2 separate regions of the Homo sapiens genome follow, and region 1 is linked to region 2. Evidence: chromatin loops called from intact Hi-C (ENCODE). Cell type or tissue: K562. All regions are shown on one strand. Each heading gives the region's core, and the rest is flanking DNA. Links, peaks and the distances in the headings are about the cores only. Region 1 has its middle 41 kb from the start of CSF2. Region 2 has its middle 8.0 kb from the start of P4HA2-AS1.

Region 1 (10,935 bases), core at 1,323-9,322, 63 kb after region 2:
TTTTCATGTCTCTATCTCCTTCCAATCTGCTCTGATCTTAGTTATTTCTTGTCTTCTGCTAGCTTTTGAATTTGTTTACTCTTGCTTCTCTAGTTTTAATTTTGATGTTAGGATGGAGATTTTAGATATTTCCTGCTTTCTCTTGTGGGCATTTAGTGCTATAAATTTTCCTCTAAACACTGCTTTAAATGTGTCCCAGGGATTCTGTACGTTGTGTCTTTGTTTTCATTGGTTTCAAAGAACATCTTCATTTCTGCCTTAATTTCGTTATTTACCCAGTAGTCATTCAGGAGCAGGTTGTTCAGTTTCCATGTAGTTGTATGGTTTTCAGTGAGTTTCTTAATCCTGAGTCCTAATTTGATTGCACTGTGGTATCGAGAAACTGTTTGTTATGATTTCTGTTCTTTTGCATTTGCTGAGGAGTGTTTTACTTCCAATTATGTGGTCAATTTTAGAACTAGTGCAATGTGGTGCTGAGAAGAATGTATAATTTGTTGATTTGGGGTGGAGAGTTCTGATGTCTTTTATGTCCACTTGGTCCAGAGCTGAGTTTAAGTCCTGAATATCCTTGTGAATTTACTGTCTCATTGATCCTTCTAATATTGATGGTGGGGTGTTAAAGTCTCCCATTATTATTGTGTGGCAGTCTTAAGTCTCTTTGTAGATCTTAAGAACTTGTTTTATGAATCTGGGTGCTCTTGTATTGGGTGCATATACATTTAGGATAGTTAGCTTTTCTTGTTGCATTGATCCCTTTACCATTATGTAATGCCCTTCTTTGTCTTTTTTGATCTTTGTTGGTTTAAAGTATGTTTTATTAGAGACTAGGATTGCAACTCCTGCTTTTTTTGCTTTCCATTTGCTTGATAAATATTCCTCCATCCCTTTATTTTGAGCCTATGTGTGTCTTTTCACATGAGATGGGTCTCCTGAATACAGCACACTGATGGGTCTTGACTCATTACCCAATTTGCCAGTCTGTCTTTTCACTGGGGCATTTAGCCAGTTTACATTTAAGGTTAATATTGTTATGTGTTAATTTGATCCTGTCATTATGATACTAGCTGGTTATTTTGCCTGTTAGTTGATGCAGTTTCTTCATAGTGTCAATGATCTTTACAATTTGGTATGTTTTTGCAGTGGCTGGTACCAGTTGTTCCTTTCCATGTTTAGTCTTCCTTCAGGAGCTCTGGTAAGGCAGGCCTGGTGGTGACAACATACTCAGCATTTGCTTGTCTCTCAAGGATTTTATTTCTCCTTCACTTATGAAACTTAGTTTGGCTTGATATGAAATTCTGGGTTGAAAAATCTTTTCTTTAAGAATGTTGAATTTTAGCCCTGACTCTCTTCTGGCTTCTAGGGTTTCTGCAGAGTGATCTGCTGTTAGTCTGATGGGCTTCCCTTTGTGGGTAACCCGACCTTTCTCTCTGGCTGCCCTTAACATTTTTTCCTTCATTTCAACCTTGGTGAATCTAATGATTATGTGTCTTGGAGTTGCTCTTCTCAAGGAGTATCTTTGTGGTGTTCTCTGTATTTCCTGAATTTTAATGTTGACCTGTCTTGCTAGGTTGGGGAAGTTCTCCTGGATAATATCCTGAAGTGTGTTTTCCAACTTGGTTCCATTCTCCCCATTACTTTCAGGTACACCAATCAAACATAGGTTTGGTCCTTTCACATAGTCCCATATTTCTCGGAGGCTTTGTTCGTTCCTTTTTATTCTTTTTTCTCCGATCTTGTCTTCTCGCTTTATTTCGTTAAGTTGATCTCCAATTTCTAATATCCTTTCTTCTGCTTGACTGATTCAGCTATTGATACTTGTGTATGCCTCATGAAGTTCTTGTGCTGTGTTTTTCAGCTCCATCACGTTATGTTCTTCTCTAAACTGGTTATTCTAGTCAGCAATTCATCTAACCTTTTTTCAAGGTTCTTAGCTTCCTTGCATTGGGTTAGAACATGCTCCTTTAGCTCAGATGAGTTTGTTATTACCCACCTTCTGAAACCTACTTTTGTCAATTCATCGAACTCATTCTCTTTCCAGTTTTTTTCTCTTGCTGGCGAGGAGTTGTGATGCTTTGGAGAAGAGGTTTTTTGGTTTTTGGAATTTTCAGCGTTTTTGCACTGGTTTCTCCCCATCTTTGTGGATTTATCTACCTTTGGTCTTTGATGTAGGTGACCTTCGGATGGGGTCTCTGTTAGTTTTCCTTCTAATAGTCAGGGCCCTCTGCTGCAGGTCTGCTGTAGTTTGCTGGAAGTCCATTCCAGATCCTGTTTTCCTGGGTATCACCAGTGGAGGCTGCAGAACAGCAAAGATTGCTGCCTCTTCCTTTGGGAAGCTTCATCCCAGAAGGGCACCTGCCAGATGCCAGCCAGAGCTCTCCTGTATGAGGTGTCTGTTGGCCCCTACTGGGAGGTTTCTCCCAGTTAGGATATATGGAGGTCAGGGAGCCAGTTGAAGAGGCAGTCTCACCCTTAGCAAAGCTCAAATGCTGTGCTGGGAGATCTGTGCTCTTCAGAGCTGTCAGGCAGGGACTTTTAAGTCTGATGAAGCTGCACCCACAGCCGCCTCTTCCTCCAGGTGCTCTGTCCCAGGGAGATGGGGGTTTTATCTGTAAGCCCCTGATTGGGGCTGCTGCCTTTTTTTCAGAGGTGCCTTGCCCAGGGAGGAGGAATCTAGAGAGGCAGTCTGGCCACAGTGGCCTTGCTGAGCTGCAGTGGGCTCCACCCAGTTTGAACTTCCAGGTGGCTTTGTTTACACTGTGAGGGTAAAACCACCTACTCAAGCCTCAGCAATGGCGGATGCCCCTCCCCCCACCAAGCTCAAGCATCCCAAGTTGACCTCAGACTGCTGTGCTGGCAGCGAGAATTTCAAGGCAGTGGATCTTAGCTTGCTGGGCTCCATGGAGGTGAGACCCACCAAGCCCAACCACTTGGCTTCCTGGCTTCAGCCCCCTTTCCAGGGGAGTGAATGGTTCTGTCTCGCTGGCATTCCAGGTGCCACTGGGGTATGGAAAAAAAAAAGTCCTGCAGCTAACTCAGTGTCTCCTGAATGGCTGCCCAGTTTTGTGCTTGAAACCCAGGGCCCTGGTGGTATAGGCACGTGGTCTGGGGGTTGTGAAGACCGTGGGAAAAGTGCAGTATCTGGGCCAGAGTGCACTGTTCCTCAGGCTCAGCCCCTCACAGCTTCCCTTGGGTAGGGGAGATAATTCCCTGACCCCTTGCGTTTCCTGGGTGAGGCGATGCCCCAACTGCTTCCGCTCGCCCTCCGTGGGCTGCACCCACTGTCCACCCAGTCCCAGTGAGATGAACCAGGTACCTCAGTTGGAAATGCAGAAATCACCCACCTTCTGCATCGATCTTGCTGGGAGCTGCAGACCGGAGCTGTTCCTATTCAGCCATCTTGCCAACTCTCTCTTAAGAATTTTTTACTATAATCTATTTCATATGTTCTACTGTATACAATGCCAATTGATGTTTGCTTTTATTTATTTGCAATTTAGTGACTTTAAAAAATTGAGATTTTTGTAAAAGAATATTTCTGTTCTTATAGCATTGCAGTCAAAGAATATGGGCAATAAAATTTCTGCTTTGAGAAATTTGCTGAGGTTGTTTTTATGACTTTTTAAGAGTAATGTATAGCCAATGTTTATGGGCTATAGTGTTTAATGTCTCTCTTAAGCCAAGTTTATTAATTATTAATAATAGTCAATTTCTCTGTCTTCTTCATGAAAGAAATACGTTCACGATGTTCATTATTATCATGGTTTTATCAGTTTTATCTTGAATTTTCTTTATTCCTTGTTGTTTTGGTTATTTTGTAAACTGTTATTCAGCCCAGAAATTGTTACGAATGTTTGTCTTCATTCTGTATTATCATAGCAAAATAGTCCTCTGATTTCATTGTCTATTACTGCTTCTGATTTCTTATTTTATGTATTTTTGCTCATCTATTTTAATCCATTTGCTTGTGTCTATATCCACTGCTAAAACCCAAGTCCACGTTTACTGTGATCCATTTTCTAGACTATTGACATAGGTTCCTACTTGGTGTTCTTGCCTCGTCTTTTACCAACAACAATTTATTGTTCACCCAGCAGCCAAAGGGAATATTTTCCAGCCAAAAGCCCTCTCATGACTTCCCTCACACTTATGCTTCTTATCATGCCTTATGTATATATGTATAAGCAGCCCACAGCATACTTCTCCACCCTCATCTCCTACTGCTCTCCTCTTTGCTCACTGTGCTCTAGACATACTGACCTTATTTCTCCTCCTTAACTATGCTATATGTTTCCCTCAGGGCCTTTGCGGTAGCTAGTATCTGTACCTAGAGGGCTCCTTTTCATGATGAATGCTTTTTTTTCATTGATGACTAAGTACACTTGTCACCTCTTCAGAGAATTCTTCCCTGACACCTAAAGTAGCCATTCCATCACTAAGTCATTCTTATGTTTTATTTTTTCTTCAAAGCATTTATCAATATCTGAAATATTCTTGATTGTTTATTCTTTTACTCAGTAAAAGCGATTACCTTGTATGAGTTGTTGACTGTTATATTGCTGACATCTGTGACCCTGCACATCTCAAGCAAGTGACGTGGGAGTGGGAGTTGTGATAAAGTCAAGAGTCAGGCCTGATATAGAGAATTGTCTGTCATTAAAAGGAGGTTTTCCAACCTTGGAGAGTCAGAGGAAATGGAGACTGGCCTAGCTATGTCTGAAGGTGAAATAAATATATTTATAAACTAGAGCCACCTCTCAGTTATCTGTATGATCCCAGGCAGAAACACTTAGCATGGTTTCTGATACAGAGTTGGTACTCAGAATGCATTTCTTGAAATGAATCAAAGTATACTGACTGATTGCTGTATGCCTCTGTCCTAGGTGCTATGGGAAATTCAGGGATAATAAAAGCACAGCCCATCCTACAAGGATGCTACATCTAGCAGGGGATATTAGCCATTTGAAGAGTTAAATAATAACCACAGATTTCTCAAGAAATCTAGATGTGCTGAAAGAAGGGAGGGCTTCCTCCAAACTGGATAGTTGGGGAAGGTTTCCAAAAAGGGACAATATTAGCTACATCTTGAAGAAGTGGTTGGAAAAAGGAAGGATGTGGTTTGGGTGGACTAGAGAGTGGGAGTAACTGATAAAGATGTTGTAGAGGCCCTAATGAGCATGACGTGTGGGAGAAGTAAAAGGGTTCATTTGGGGTAGAAAAGGCATACAGGGCATAGAGTACTTAGGTCCTGACCCAGTGAGCATTCATCTTGATTGCTAAGCTTAGGATTTGGGCCTTTACGTTGTGGCTACAGGAAGGTATTGGAAGCCTTTGAGCCAGGAAGAAAGAATTATAGTTAGAAGTGCTTCAAGAAGTTCTATTCTGCATTAAGACAAGGGCCATTAAAAAAAAAAAAAAAAACTCCATTGATGCAAGATGTCTCCTTTTGTCTTTTTCTGCCTTTACCCCATCTGCCTCCCCCCACCCCCACCCTCTCTCAATGTGGTCTCACTTTCACCCAGGCTGGAGTGCAGTGGTGTGATCACAGCTCATTATAGCCTCAAACTCCTGGGCTCAAGCAGTCTTTCCTCCTCAGCCTCCCAAGTAGTTACAACTACAGGTACACGTCACCATGCCCGGCTAATTATTAAAAGTTTTTTCTTGTAGAGACAAGGTCTCACTATGTCACCCAGCCTGGTTTAAACTCCTGGCCTCAAGTGATCCTCCTGCCTCAGCCTCCCAAAGCACTAGTATTACATTCATGAGCCACTGCTCCCAGCTTGCCTTTTCTCTATTTCTTCCCTTCCCCCAACCTGGATCAGCCTCCTGGGATATTCCCTGGAGTGACCTCTGATTACTACCATCCCCAAAGCAGTAACAAGGTCAGCATCAGACAGTTTATTTGCTAGTGGCTACTGCAGTCTGAACCCTGGCTAGCATGTCAGATATGGCAGAGATATTAGAGTTTTCCAAAGGGGAATTCTGCATCCTGGATACCTGAAATAGAGACTATGTTTGGGGATAAGTAGACTACTTTGATGCCTTCAGTGTTGAACTCATGGGGTTCTGGGTAGCCAGGGGCATTATCCAACATCAAAAAAGCTTTTAAAGGCAATCCCTTACTCACAAGGTACTTCCTGACCTCAGGGACAAAGCATTGATGGAACCAATACAGAAAAAGGATTTTCATCATCCAGGCCTTCTTCTACAGCTGAAAGACTGGCAGCTGGTATACAACTGTTCCCTGCAAGGATTGGGAGTTAGCAGCTTTATGGATAAGGGCAATGCTAGTGCTTGCTTCTGTTCCTTACTAATAAATATCGTTTGTGACACTTTTTTTCAGAATAGGGCATTTTTGTCTGTATTAAAAACCTGTTGAGGCAGGTATCCTTTGTCCTCAATTATTTTCTTAATGATACCTGGGAACCTATCTCCTGCCTTTGGTCAGCAGAAACTGCTTCTCCTATTACCTTGATATTTTTAAGGCCAAACCTCTTGCTAAAATTATCAAACCATCCTTTGCTGGCGTTAAATTTTTCAGCTTTAGATCCTTCACCTTCCTATTTGTTTGTTTATTTATTTAAGACAGAATCTCGCTCTGTCTCCCAGGCTGGAGTGCAGTGGTGCAATCTTGGCTAACTGCAACTTCCACCTCCCAGGTTCAAGTGATTCTTGTGCTGCATCCTCCTGAATACCTGGGATTACAGGCATGTGCCACAATGCCCAGCTAATTTTTGTATTTTTAGTAGAGATGGGGTTTCACCATGTTGGCCAGGCAGGTCTCAAACTCCCTCCTGACCTCAGGTGATCAGGCCGCTTTGACCTCCCAAAGTGTTGGGATTACAGCCATGAGCCAGTGTACCTGGCCTCTTCACCTTCCTTTTGGTTTATGTTGTCATATAATGACTCTGCTTTTTCTCAAGTCACAGTAGGGTCTATAGTTATACCTTTCTTCTAGCAATCCTCTACCCACATAAAGCTGCAATTTCAATATGAGATAAAAAGATATTTCACAAAAAAATGCAAGGTTTTTGGACATGGTGACATAGCTGTGGTGATGGCTTCATAAATTTCATTTTCTTTTTTAACAATGGTCCTTACACTAGATTCATTTATCTTGAAATGGTGGACACACTGCAGCTGCAGACCTCAATGTACAGTACATATTAATGGATTCAGTTTTTCTTAATGTCATGACTTTTCTTTGCTTCTTGGGAGCACTTTCCAGCATGGTTGGAAAGTTGAGGCCTCTTTCAACTCATCACTCTTTCTTCCTGGGTCCCTCTCTATGGAAAACAGGTAAGTCAAATTTCAAAACTGTGCACTATGGTTCCAACCATAGTTTCCTTTGGCCACTTGCCAAAGTGGGACTTCTCACTAATGGGAGTAAAAATGAAGGTTTTATCCAGATTATCAGTAGGATCACACTGTTCTGTCATTCGGTTTGCTAGACTTGTTTCATATAACTCAGTTTCACCAATATAGCACCTTTCCTTGGGCTTTTCTGAAAATATCACTTGTACAAGATTTTTGTGTGTGAGCAGATTCGTGAGAAGACTTGCGGTGCCAAATGTGTTTTATGTTGCCATGGTGCTTGCTCTTAGCTTCATCTGTCATGAGGGTTTTGTTTCTCATAGTAGTGTTTTCTCCTACCAAATTCCACTACACATCCTCTCCTACCCTTTGGTAAACCCTGCCCCAAACAAACAGAGCAATTAATCTAGAACTGTGTTGTCCAGTACAGTAGCCATTAGCCATATATGGCTATTTAATTAAATATGGCCAATTAATTAAAATTAAATAAAATTAGAAATTTAAAACTCTCAGTTGCCGTAACCATATTTCAGGTGTTCAATAGCCACATGTGCTAGTAGCTTCTACATTGGACAGTGCAGATATACAACATTCTGATTACCACAGAAAGTTCTGTTGGATAATGCTAATCTAGAATAATACTGCCAAATTCCAGCAGGACTATCAAGGTAGATGTAAGTACTCCAAGGCACATTCCTATCACGTTCCCTGTTGCCACTATAGAAAGTATAACTTCTTCATTATTCCAGTTGCCCATCTGGTAACTATTAGATCAGGCACACGTGCACATGCACGCACACACACACACACAGACACACACACACACACACATTAATTCTTACAGACTGGATATTCTAAATTTACAAGAAGGAGGAAAAGCATTTTCCTAATTGCTCCAAAATTTTCTCTACCCATAATAAAGCGAGTACCTTACATTATTTTGCAAAGAAGTCCCTCACTTTCAAATTGTGCCCCCTTGGGCCTGGCATAAATAAGAAAACAAACCCATTTTTGAAGCTATCTCATTTAATGAAAGGTCATTCAGCTATAAAAGGATGCAAAGAAAGTTTTTCTTATCTATTCCTTTTAAGACCCTAATTATGTTCTCACCTATTCCCCAGTTCCTGCTGAGTCTCTGAAGGTAGGAGTGGGAAGTCTTGCATTGGAAAGGCCTTCTTAGGTGCAGTAGTATTTGTTATTTTACACCTTAACCTCAAAGGAAGTCCTTCTTTTTCTTGGGATGGAGCACTTTAGTTCTCATAACTCTTCTCTGAAGTCATTGCAGAGTGGGTGGAGGAAGGTGAGGGTGATGCTTTGGTCTGAATTTTCTTGGTAAACTTACAAGTGGATCTATCAAAACCAGAGGGTTTTTTCTTAACCACACCACCCCCAGAATTCCATTTCCTGCAGATGTAGCAGCAGCACATCTAGCCATCTTGGCCCAGGCCTCTGGACCATGCCTTGGGAGGGCTCTGCCCTCTGCCTTGAGTTCCATTAGAACTTCTCCAGTGGAAAGAGTGAGTTACTTTGCCCTGGCCTGGTGGGCAGGCTTTTTCCTCTCTGACTTGGCTAAATGAAATGGGATTTAAGGTAGCTCTCCCTGTGGGTAAAAGACATTTTGCTCTATGCTAGAGAAAAAGGGAGGTAGTGGTTTCATCTGCCACTACTACCTATGGATGTGAACAGAACCTCTGCTCCTGATGCAGACCCCTGGCCCTTTCCCAGCTCCTATTCTGTTTTGACTTCTGCACACCCCTTTTTCTGACCCTGATACTATCCCAGATCATTATTCTTCCTCTAGTCCTACCCTTGTTCTAGCCAGTGCCCCAGACCCAAGGTGAGCTAAGGGACAGTCTCTCAAAGTCTGGGCAGAGAGCCTCAGGAAGTTGGGGTATGGCTGAGAGAAGAGGGGAGTGCAGGGGGATAGGCATACAGACTCTGAATGCTTGACCTTCCTTATTTTCTGTCTTTGAACTTATTTCAACAGAGGAACCCTTATCATCTAGCCCTGTGGCTCTCTAGTACCTTGTACCTGCTTCCTGTCCCATAATTGTGAGCGTTTAGCTGTGGTGCAGGTGAGAGACCCATTCTCCCACCCTCAGGAGCCAGGAAGGCCCACCAGTATGGCAGGGAGGCCTAGGCAGAGATATACAGGAGAGCAGAGACGTCTGGAGCTAGGTCACCGGTGGTCAGCAGGGCCTCCTGCAGAGGGAGCAGCCTCCTTTGGCCTTTGCTTGTCTGACTTCTAATGATCCTGTAAAAATTAGTTTTGTTTTTTAAGCACCCCAATGATGCATGAATACACTCTTTTGTCAAATCTTAAAAAGAGAAAATCCTTTTTTTTTTTAAATAAAAAAGAAAGTTATTTAGTCTTAAGATTGTAAAACTGTAAAGTTAAATAAAGTGGCCGCCCTTTGGCTGCCCTGATCCCCATCCCCTACTCCAGCTTCTGCAAGTAACCACAATTCTCAGCTAGGTGTATATCCTTCCAGACGTCTTTCTATACATTTACTTTTCCTTATTGTTTAAACCAATTTGAGTTGTCTTTTCTCTTACTTAAATCTGAAAGTGTTCCTAACCAATTTAATAACAATTGCCTCAGTGCTGTTTATTGAAAGGTTCTTCGTTTCATACTGACATAAAACGCCAGTTGTGTTAGACCCTGGCCAGGCCTGCTTCCTCAAAGACCCAGAGTAAACATGAACTGTAAACTCCAAAACTGTACAACTAGTTTTTAAAGAAAGATTGCCCAAGATACTGGCACAAGACTTTTTAAGGCCTAGGATTTGCATATTAGACCTATGTAATGTGGCTTACTGAAGAGCAGAGTTCTTGCTTTCTTTGGTAGTGTAAGCTCTTTCTGGTGCTCACACAGGAAGGACTGTAAAGGGCAGTGAGGGCTCGAATCTGGACTCTTCTGACATGAGGGACATCTCATTTTATGCAGGCTGCCAAGACCATTGAACTTGGAGGATGCCTTTGTGAGAAAGCAAGAAAGGCAGTGGGGAGCTGCAGCCCCCACATGCACCTTCATCTCAGGAACATCCTTTGTACTTTTTTTTTTAATATTGTACAGAGCTGTTTTTTTTTATTATACTTTAAGTTTTAGGGTACATGTGCACAACATGCAGGTTAGTTACATATGTATACATGTGCCATGTTGGTGTGCTGCACCCATTAACTCGTCATTTAACATTAGGTATATCTCCTAATGCTATCCCTCCCCGCTCCCCCCCACCACAACAGCCCCAGTGTGTGATGTTCCCCTTCCTGTGACCATGTGTTCTCATTGTTCAGTTCCCACCTATGAGTGAGAACATACGGTGTTTGGTTTTTTGTCCTTGCGATAGTTTGCTGAGAATGATGGTTTCCAGCTTCATCCATGTCCCTACAAAGGACATGAACTCATCCTTTTTTATGGCTGCATAGTATTCCATGGCATATATGTGCCACATTTTCTTAATCCAGTCCATCATTGTTGGACATTTGGGTTGATTCCAAGTCTTTGCTATTGTGAGTAGTGCCACAGTAAACATACGTGTGCATGTGTCTTTATAGCAGTATGATTTATAATCCTTTGGGTATATACCCAGTAATGGGATGGCTGGGTCAAATGGTATTTCT
Region 2 (10,935 bases), core at 1,275-9,274:
ACTACTACGAAGGATTTGCGTTCTCATTCTCTTCCTCCTTAGCCTGTTTTCTTTCTTTTTTCTTTTTCTTTTTCTTTTTTTTTCTTTTTGAGATGGAGTCTTGCTTTGTAGCCCAGGCTGGAGTGCAATGGTGCGATCTCTGCTCACTGCAACCTTCGTCCCCTGGGTTCAAGCGATTCTCCTGCCTTAGCCTCCCGAGTAGCTTGGATTACAGGTATGCACCACCACGCCCGACTAATTTTTGTATTTTTAGTAGAGACAGCGTTCCACCATGTTGGCCAGGCTGCTTTCCGATCCCTGACCTCAAGTTATCCTCCCGCCTCTGCCTCCCAAAGTGCTGGGATTACAGGCGTGAGCTACCACGCCCAGCCCTGTTTTATTTTTCTTTAGAGCACTTATCACTGAGGTAAAAGGTGGGACTTGACTCCAGACGCAGGCGTCGGACACCGGACCAGATTGAGGACTGGCTAAAACAGGGCCAGGGCCAAAGTAGCTTTCAATCAGCCCACCAGGGTGCTACGTCGGTTTGCAGTTGCTATGACAACACCCTGGCGTTAGGGCCCCTTTCCATGGTAATGACCCAATGACCCCAAAGTTACTACTCCTTCTCTGGAAGTGTCTGCATAAACCTCCCCTTAATCTACATGTAATTAAAAGTAGTAATAAACATGACTGCAAAACTGCCCTGAGCTGCTACCCACTGTCAATGGGGTAGCCCTGCTCTGCCTCTTCAAGAAAGCTGTTTTCTTCTACCTCTGGCTTGCCGTTGAATTCTTTCCTGGGCAAAGCCAAGAACTCTCGTGGGCTAAGCTCCACTTTGGGGCTCACCTGCCCCACATCACTACCACCCGTTAAGAGATTTAATTTGGGTATCAGTTCGTGGTCTGTCTCCCCCATGGTATAGAAGGTCCTTGAAGGAAAGAACTTTGCTTTTCCACTTCTCTATCCCCAGTGCCCAGAATGGGCCTTTGGAAAGCATCGAGCAGCCTCTCTTGCTCAGTGGGCACTGAAATGGCACTCGGAGCTCAGTACCCAGATAAAGGACACCCCCCAGATAAAGGACACCACCCCTTCCCCCGCGCAGGCCTCGGGAAAGGGCGAGGCCGTGCGAGGCCACAGGAAGGGGCGTGGCCTCTGAGGACCTGGGGGCGGGGTCTGGCAGGGTCAGAGGTTTCTGGAAAGGCCTTTGACCTGTGGGCGTGTTCCTAGAGGTCAGGTGGTGAGAATGGCGGGGTCAGCGGACAGCAGTGGGGCTACAGGCTGTGTCTGTGGCTGCCCTGGCTTAGGGCTCTGGCTGGCCCCTCCTTTCCGACCTGGTCTGGCAGAGCAGCCCCGCAGGACCAGCTCGCAAGGCTCCTGGGGCCAGTGGGGCTCTGTCCTGTGAGGCGGTCCCTCCGCAAGGACAGAGTCAGAGAGAGGCTGGTGAGTCAAGGATGTGCTCTGAGCGGGGGTCTGGGTGCGTCAAATGATGTCTTGGACGTAATATCTAAGGCTGACGCTACTTTGAAGAGGTTTAACTTTTGTGAAGATTCTTTATTCTAAACTCGGGGGAAACTTTTTTTTTTTGATCTGCAGTCAAATGCTCTACCACTGAGCTATACCCCTTCTGCCAACTTTTTTTTTTTGTAAAGCATTTGGGGGTTGTGAGAAGATAAGTGGTAGGAAAGGCCATGGGTATTTGGCAAGCTCAAAGTTTTTTGTTTTTAAGGCACTTTTCAGTGTCTTTCTGAAAGTGCGTTTATAACATGGAGGATCAGCCCCCTCCCCACACCCCAGCTTGGTCCTCCCTTCTCTTACTCTTCTCTGAAAAGTCCATCTCTTTCTCTTGAAATTTGCAGCCAACGGAGCCTCACTAAAGTAATGACCCAAACTGCTTTTGTACCCAGTGGGCTCACAGCTGTCATCTTGCCTGCTTCTTTGATTTCAAGAAGCTTAAGGCAAGCTGCTTATGCTAGATTTACTGTCCTCACCTTCCATTCTTAAATTTTTGACGCAGTGAGTCTCCCCCAACTAATTCTCTGGAATTGTCTGGTAAAGTGTTCTGGGTCCTCCTAGTGGCCAAACCCAGTAGACACTTCGGACAGTTTTTTTTTTTTCCTCTAGCGAAGCACTTCGTGATTCAAGTTCTCCTTTATTTCCGGCCTCCCTGGCTCCTTTTCATCAGCCTAGGCTTCTCATATATATGTTCCCTAGTCTAGTTTGTTTCCTTTTCACGGTAGTACTGTATGCTATAGGAGGAAGGATCTTTACTTCCACTGCTTTAACATGTATATGTTTATGATTTATTGAATTGTCTTTTTGTACTCAAATCTTTCTCTTGAGCTCTGTTTTAGACCCTTATATCCAGCCTTCTAGAGGACATACCCACCTGGACCAACATCTAGAATAGGTGTCAGAAATTATTCAACAAATGATCACAAATAGGGCCTGATGTAGGAAAAATACAATTACAATGACTGTTAACCTTTTGGGGTGACAGACCCTCTTGAGACCCATATGAAATTTCAGGGTCTTTATCCCTTTAAAAAGTGCACACAAAATTTTGCCTGTTTCAAAGCTTCCTAGACCTTCTGTAGTTCAAGAATTTGAGGCTTTGGTTAGAGCTTCCTGATATGATAATGATAAAATGAAAAAGTGTGTTTTCACAGATAAGCATCAGATTTGGAAACTTACAATGGGAATGCATTGTATTCCAGCCGTCATCAAACGTTAACCCTGATTAATCACATCAGGCTGATTTATGGAAACATTGTCTTTAGCAGTAGCAACATAGAATGAAAAATCTGGAGCCCTAGAGTTGAAATATACCCCAGCAGACTCCCTGTGGCTAAAATGAGACATACCAAAACCAGAATCTAACGGCCACAGCAAGATGAGGGCTTGGTCATGTATCCCTGTGTTACTAACTACCATAAGGTTTTCTTTCCTGTAAGCAGAAACCAGGTCCTGAAAAACATCACAGAAACTACAGCTGGAAATTTCCTGTTGACCCTGATAGACTACTACTTGACACCAGCCGACCGATCTGCTGGCTGCCCACCATGGTCCTGCCACAATTCTGATGGGACAGAGAATTGGCCTTACTTTCTTTCCTGATAAATAGCCATAGACCTCAAGCCAGCCAGTTTTGGCCAGCTTATAGAGACTGTACACAAACTGTCTTTGTGCCCTGTAGTTCACCTTTTTGATGCAAAGAGCCAAATTCACCTTACTTTAATGCTAAAACCCCACCCCAAAGTGAACATGGAATGCATGTTACATATATGTTTACCCACTGCACACATGCTTGACTTCCCTCATGAATATTCACAGATTCCTTTAAGCCTGCTAAATATAACCCAGCTAATTTTTATATTTTTGGTACAGATAGGGTTTCATCATGTTGGTCAGGCTGGTCTTGAGCTCCTGACCTCAAGTGATCCACCCGCCTCGGCCTCCCAAAGTGCTGGGATTACAGGCGTGAGCCACCGCGCCCAGCCTCATGATGATTTCTAAACACAGATTCCCCTGATCCATGTGGGCGTGTGTGTATGGCGGCGGCAATTTTAGGAGTCAACTATAACAAGGTCCCAAGGAAGTGAGAGGGGAGCCAAGCTCCAGGGGACAGAAGAGGGAAGGGAAGGGCAATGGTGAGTTTCTTTTTTAGGGCCCATGGTGTATGCAGGAAACACTTCCTCCCCATTTTGTACTTTGGTGTGTAATGAAATAGCCAAGCAACACTTTTCTCTTTTTCTGAACTTGCTGAGGAAAAAGGAAAAAAGGGATCCAAATCTATCTGTCTTGGAGCAAAGATGACAGAATTGCAGGCAGTGACATGATCAAATGTGCTGAGGACAGGAGCAAACCACGCACACCCTGGAGTATCCCTGTAAGGCATAAATACCAGCTTCCTATTCCCTTTTGGAGTATGTCCTTTTGGTTTTCCTGGGAGGTTGCATTCCCCAATTTGTAGATTGTTTCTCCCTCTGAAAATAGTTTTTTTTCCCTTTTCTTCCTCTGTGCATCTCATGGTCTTTTGTTAACATTTCAAAGAGAGTTTCTGATTAACTGTGGGTTGCATGTTTCACAGTCCAAATAGCCTTAGCCTGGTCAGAGACCAGGGCCTGCTTCAGATAATTTACGAAGTTGTTGCTATTAAGAGTGTAACCTGGCTGGGTGCAGTAGCTCACGCCTGTAATCCTAGTACTTTGGGAGGCCGAGGTGGGTGGATCACTTGAGGCCAGGAGTTTGAGACCAACCTGACCAACATGGTGAAATCCCGTCTCTACTAAAAATACAAAAAAATTAGCCAGGCGTGGTGGCACACTTCTGTGATTCCAGTGACTTGAGAGGCTGAGGCAGGAGAATTGCTTGAACCTAGGAGTTGGAGGTTGCAGTGAGCCAAGGTTGCGCTACTGCACTCCAGCCTGGGCGACAGAGTGAGACTCTCTTGGGGGAAAAAAAAAGAGTGTAATCTGCTCCCCTCCAGCTGGACGGGAATACAGATAAGGTTTTGAGGCCTGGTGCCTTGTAGGAGCCCTGAGTGATCAGGCAGTCGTAGAAGTGCATGAGGTGCCAGGGGTTTCCTTCCAGCAGAACTTGCCTTCTTTATTTGTTGGGCCAGTGACTTCTCAGTTCCAGAGTTATTGCCTTGATGGTCCATGAGTGCTGTTTTGAGATTGACCCCCACTCTCTCTTGAATGAAATATATTTCATCTCTTTTCTTCTTGTATTGATATGTTAATATTTATTTTTTAATAAAGGTGAGATCTAAGGAGACATTATCCACTTTGTTTAAACCCTTCTCTTGGCTGCCATGATCCAACTATCTTCTGGTTTTTCTTCTATCTCTGCCTACAACTTCTCAATACCGTAGTCTCCTGTGGCCCTCCTTTCCCAATCCTCAGTTATGGCTCAGAGTTTCTTTATAGCCATTTTTTTTTTCTCTGAAGGCTCATGACTTCCAAATACTTGATATTCCAAATACTTGATATCAGTATATTGATATTGATAACTCTTGAGTCTTTAATTCTAGCTTTTATTACTTTCCAACTTCCAGCTCCAGCTCTACTTAGATGGCCCGCAAGTTCTTCCATTTTAATAGATCCCTAACCAGGTTCATTATACTTCCCTTAAATGGTTCCTATTTCTGTTTTACTTATCTTTGCAAATGGCAAAAATGACTGATCATTCTCCTAGCCTCAGCTAGGAGGCGATTCTCTCTTCTTTCTTCACTGTTCTTGATAACTATTCATGTGAACTTCCTTTTTCACTTTGCTTGGTATTTTTCCCCCACTGTTCCAGGAAATTGGTAACTCGTTTCTATTTTGCTCTTAATCTTTAGAGCAACCTTAGAGTTTAGGTATATAGTTCCCATTTTACTCATGAGAAAACAGGCTTACTTTTAAAATTATTAATTACACAAAGAAAATGTACATGCATGTTACCTCTAAGCAAATTTAGGCAAAACAGAAATAGAATAAAATATTACAGTGCCCCCTCCCTCCCATTACTCTCCTATGTCTTTAGCAGTGGTTCTCAGCTGGGGAGATTTTGTCCCCTAGGGCAGTGGTCCCCAGACATTTTGGCACCAGGGACAGTTTCATGGAAGACAATTTTTCCATGGACGGGGGTTGGTGGGGGATGCTTTCAGAATGAAACTGTTCCACCTTAGATCATCAGGCATTACACTCTCATAAGGAGCATGCAACCTACATCCCTCGCATGTGCATGCATAGTTCACAGTGGAGTTTGCGCTGCTATGAGAAGTTAATGTTGCAGCTGATCTGACAGGAGGCAGAGTTCAGGCAGTAATGCTCACTCGCCTGCTGCTCACCTGCTGTGCAGCCCGGTTGCTAACAGGCCACTGACCGGTACTGATTTGCAGCCTGGGCATTGGGGACCTCTTCCCTAGGAGATATTTGACAAGGTCTGGAGACAATTTTGATTGCCTTGACTTAGGGGATACTACTGGAATAAAACTACCTATTGGGCACTAAAATATATATATATAAATATATATAATATATAAAAATATATATAAATATATATGTAATATATAAAAATATATAAAAATATATATAATATATAAATATATATAAATATATATAATATATAAAAATATATATAAATATATATAATATATAAAAATATATATAAATATATAAAATATATAAAAATATATAAAAATATATATAAATATATAATATATAAAAATATATATAAAAATATATATAATATATATAAATATATATAATATATAAAAATATATAAATATATAATATATAAATATATACAATATATAAATATACAATATATAAATATATAAATATATAATATATAATATATATTATATATAATATATATATTATATATTATATATATTATATATTATATATAATATATAATATATATTATATATAATATATAATTTATATTTTTAAATATATATTTTAAATATGTTTAATATATATTATATATTTTAAATATATATAATATATATTAATATATATTTTAAATATATAATATATATTATTTAATATATAATATATATTTATTATATTAAATTATATTAAATATATATTAATTATATTAATATATATTTAATATATTAATATATATTTAATATATATTAATATATATTTTAAATATATTTAATATAATTAATATTAAATATATTAAATATAAAAATATATTTTAAATATATATTATAATATATATATAAACAACACCATCACCCACAGTTCCCATTACCTGTTTATAGTCTTGTTTCCTTCCTTTGTTCTTAACACCTTCTAAGGTATTATATCATTACCTTATTATGTTTATTGTTATGGTTTGGAGATATTTTCAAATTTTTACTCTGTATGATATGTATTTGGCACAGTATTCAACAAAATACTGTATTTGGAATCCAAGTGTTTATTATGGCTTTTTAAAAAAAATTAATACATAGATTAAAAATAAATACATAACGCTAGCCAAATAAATATGGATTTTGCACTGTAATTGTAAAAAAATGTGTTTTGCACTGGTAATCCAAAGGAAACAAAATAAAAATAAAAAAAATAATTCTCCTATCCCAAATGTCAGTAGTGCCCAGGTTGAAAAACTGCTCTGGAGGTAATCTGTTATATATCATTTTCCATAACTACACTATCCAATACTGTAACCACTAGCCACGTGAGGCTATTTACACTGAAATTAATTAAAATTAAATAAAAATTCTGTTCCTCAGTGCTATTAAGTACATTTTTAAGTGTTCAATGGCCACACATGGCTACAGAATTAAACAGCATAGATTATAGAACATTTCAATGATTGCAGTAAGATTTGTTGGACAGTGCTTTAGGTATATATCACGCAAATAGATGTTCTGTTTTACATAAATAGAATCATACATACTGTTCTATAGTTTTGTTAATATGTCTTGAAGATTTTTCCATCTAAGTATATATAACTAAAATATGTACTAAGTACATATAACTAAATATTTAAGTTTAATGGTCTGTGATATAGTTCAGTTTTATTAAATTCATAAATTTAATTTATTACAGCAATGTAGTTTAATTTTGCCTTTTTTTAAGTTTATGTGTATGGACTCATATAATACATATTATTTTTATCCAGTTTATTTTACTCAATGCTATGTTTTTAAGATATATCCATGTTATTTCTGTATATCTATAGTTATTCCTTTTAAGTGCTTTATGGTATTCCATTGGATGACCATACCATAGGTTGTTTATCCATTTGACTTTTGTGGGCATTTGAGTTTCTTCCAGTTTGGGGATATAATGAATAATTCTGGCATGAATATTCTGTACTTATTTCCTGAAAGTATATTTTTATGCAGGTTATACATGGGAATGGAATTATTGGTCCACTGAAATTTACTAGATTATGCCACTTTCTTAAAATAGTTGCATTCTTCTTCTTATTATTATTTTTGAGATGGAGCCTTGCTCTGTCGCCTAGGCTGGAGTGCAGTGGTGTGATCTCAGCTCACTGCAACTTTCATCTCCTGGGTTCAAGCGATTCTCCTGCCTCAGCCTCCTGAGTACATGGGATTACAGGTATGTGCTATCATGCCCAGCTAATTTTTGTATCTTTGGTAGAGATGGGGTTTCACCATGTTCCAGGCTAGTCTTGAACTCCTGACCTCAAGTGATCTGCCCGCCTCGGCCTCCCAAAGTGTTGGGATTACAGACGAGAGCCACGTTGCCTGGCCGCATTTTTTTCTTAATAGCAGTATGTGAGAGTTCCCCTCTAAACTGCATCCTAAGCAGTATCTTTGTATTTGTCAGACTTTTAAAGTTCAAACTTCCTGGTGGCATGTGGTTGTATCCCATAGTTTTATTTTGCACTTCTTTGATTATGAATGATACAGAACACTTTCATATATTTATCAGTCTTTTGAATATTTTCTTTTATGAGTTCTTTTTGAGTCTCTAGACCATTTATCTATTGAGTTGTTTTATTAATTTGTAGAAAGACTTTGTATATTCTGGATACAAGCCTTTTATTGGTTGTATATGTTGTGTAGATATTCTCCACCTTTAGTGGCTGCTTGCCTTTTCTGTCTCTCTTAATGGTGATTTTTGATTTGTTTTGAGAAATATCAACCTTTCTTCTTAAGATTATTCAATAACAGCAAAGTAACAATGAGAAACTACTGTCAGTTTAAGTGGGTTTAGCTCCTCAGTTCCAAGGTATATAATCACTTAAATATAACCTGGAAAAAAAAACAAAAATATTTCTCTAAATCATGGTCTTTGTAAAAAAATGAATTAAATCTTCTCTGTTCTCTCATATTGTATTCCAATTTTGGATGTAGCCACCAGTGAGATAGCAAATGTCTAAATTTGGATACATCACTTAAATATTTAGAACGTCATTGGTTTCTTCAAACAGTGGAAAATTCTTGCCATGCCTACCTTATAGACTTTGTATAATGCTATTATCAATGCTAGCTGATACTAACTTAGAAGATGATTATACATTTTTAAACAGCTCTTCCTATCCTGGTTCTACAATAAGACACTGACTCCACCACATACTGGATGACCTAGAGCAAGTTAACTTAATGACACTGTGCATTAATTTACTTTGCTATAACAATGGGATAATATATCAATTCATGTTATTATTGCAGCTATTGTTCAGATAGAACAATTGAGAGAATTTATAAACAAAATGACTAAGCAGATGAGTTAGTTTTCCTAATTGGCCAGCTTAAGGGAGAGAGTTATAAGGGCTATAGAGTTCTAGATGAAATTATAACATCACCTCAAAGAGAGAGCAACTTACCTCTGGTCAGGCTTTCTTCCTGAAGTGTTTCTTGGGAGAGGGTGAGCAGAGTGGTCAAGAGCCTATCTATTTATTTCAGTGGGCTAAGCATAGATGTCCTTGAGAGAAGACTTCCTTGGTCCTTTAGGTAATGTAAGTCCTTCAACTTCATTCTTTTTCAAAATTGTTCTGACTATTCTGGGTCCCTTTTATTTCCATGTGAATTTTAGGATCAGCTTGTCAATTTCTACAACAAGCCCAGCTAAGATTTTGATAGGTTTTACCTTGTTCTTGCTCTTAGGAGCCAAGCAGCCCATCTTTCACCATTAAGTATGATGTTAGTTGTGAGAGTTTCGTATCTGTCTTTATCACATTAAGAATGTTCTCTTCTATTCCTAGTCTGTGGAGAGGTTTTTTGTTTGTTTGTTTGTTTGTTTGTTTGTTTTTTTAGACAGAGTCTCACTCTGTCATCCAGGCTGGAGTGCAGTACAATCTCTGCTCTCTGCTCTCTGCAACCTCCACCTCCCGGGCTCAAGTGATTCTCCTGCCTCAGTCTCCTGAGTAGCTGGGATTACAGGTGTGCGCCACCACATCCAGCTAATTTTTGTATTTTTAGTAGAGACGGGGTTTTACCGTGCTGGCCAGGCTGGTTTCAAATTCCTGACCTCAGGTGATCCACCCGCGTTGGCCTCCCAAAGTGCTGAGGTTACAGGTCTGAACCATCATGCCCAGCCTAGATTTTTTTTTAAAAATCATAAATAGGTGTTGAATTTTGTCAAATGCCTTTCCTGCGTCTGTGGAAATAATCATGTGTCCTTTATTCTATGTAGTCTCTTACATTAATTGCATGTTAAACCAACCTCATATTCTTGCAGAAATCTCACTTGGTCATGGTGTATACATTCTTTTTACATATTCCTGGATTTAGTTTGCTAATAATTAAGGATTCTCATGATGATGTTCATGAGGGTTTTGTAGTTTTCTTTTTGTATGATGTCTTTAGCTTTGGGATTAGGGTAATAAACATCTTAGATTTAGTTGGGATCTGTTCTCTTCTCTATTTTCTGAAGACTTTGTGAAGGATTAGCATTATTTTTTGGTTAAATATTTGATAAAATTCACCAGTGAAGTTATCTGGGCCTAGAATTCTCTTTATGGGAAGATTTTACATTTCTAATTCAGTTTCTTTACTTTTTATAGGCCTATTTAGATTGTTCTGTATATTTTTTAGTTCATTTTGGTAATTTGTACCTTTCTAGGAACTTTTCCACTTCATATTAGTTGCCTGCTTTGTTGGCATAAAGATGTTTACAGCATTTCCTTGTAATTTCTATAGGATCAGTAGTCTATTCTTTCTTTCGTCCCTTTATTGGGTAATTTTTATCTTCTCTATTTTTTTCTTGGTCAGTCTAAAGGTTTGTCAATTTTGTTGATCTTTTCAAATAATCAGCCTTTAGGTTTCTTTGGTTTTCTCTATTTTTCCATTTTCTATTTTGTTGATTTCTGCTCTTATCCTTATTATTTCATTTATTTTGCTTGCTTTGATCATTTTAACTTGCCCCTCCTTTTTTAGTTTCTTAAGGTGAGAGCCTGGGTTATTGATTAGAGACTTTTTTTTAAATATAGGCATTTAAAGCTATACATTTTCTTCTAAGTACCACTTGAAAC

The links. A loop is a pair of places that touch in the nucleus more often than their neighbours do. Peaks named below come from ENCODE experiments on the same cell type or tissue, not always from the same donor. Only the 100,000 strongest peaks of a DNase experiment are listed, where the experiment ranks them.
Region 1: a loop joins it to region 2, with 4 times the contacts of the local background. A loop is called at or near these places in 6 of 110 quality-filtered maps.

Annotation. Positions count from the first base shown.
Region 1 is chr5:132,108,946-132,119,880 of GRCh38, reverse strand. No RefSeq gene overlaps it. Among named protein-coding and RNA genes, the nearest start is that of CSF2, 41 kb to the right of the region's middle. In K562, for the core only: no CTCF peak of the experiment used is centred there; DNase peaks (open chromatin) are centred at 4,320 and 5,170.
Region 2 is chr5:132,171,449-132,182,383 of GRCh38, reverse strand. No RefSeq gene overlaps it. Among named protein-coding and RNA genes, the nearest start is that of P4HA2-AS1, 8.0 kb to the left of the region's middle. RefSeq lists enhancers at 189-716, 5,090-5,149, 5,810-5,889. In K562, for the core only: CTCF peaks have their summits at 2,059 (motif pointing left) and 5,181; DNase peaks (open chromatin) are centred at 2,053, 4,503 and 5,193; H3K4me3 peaks cover 1,739 bases.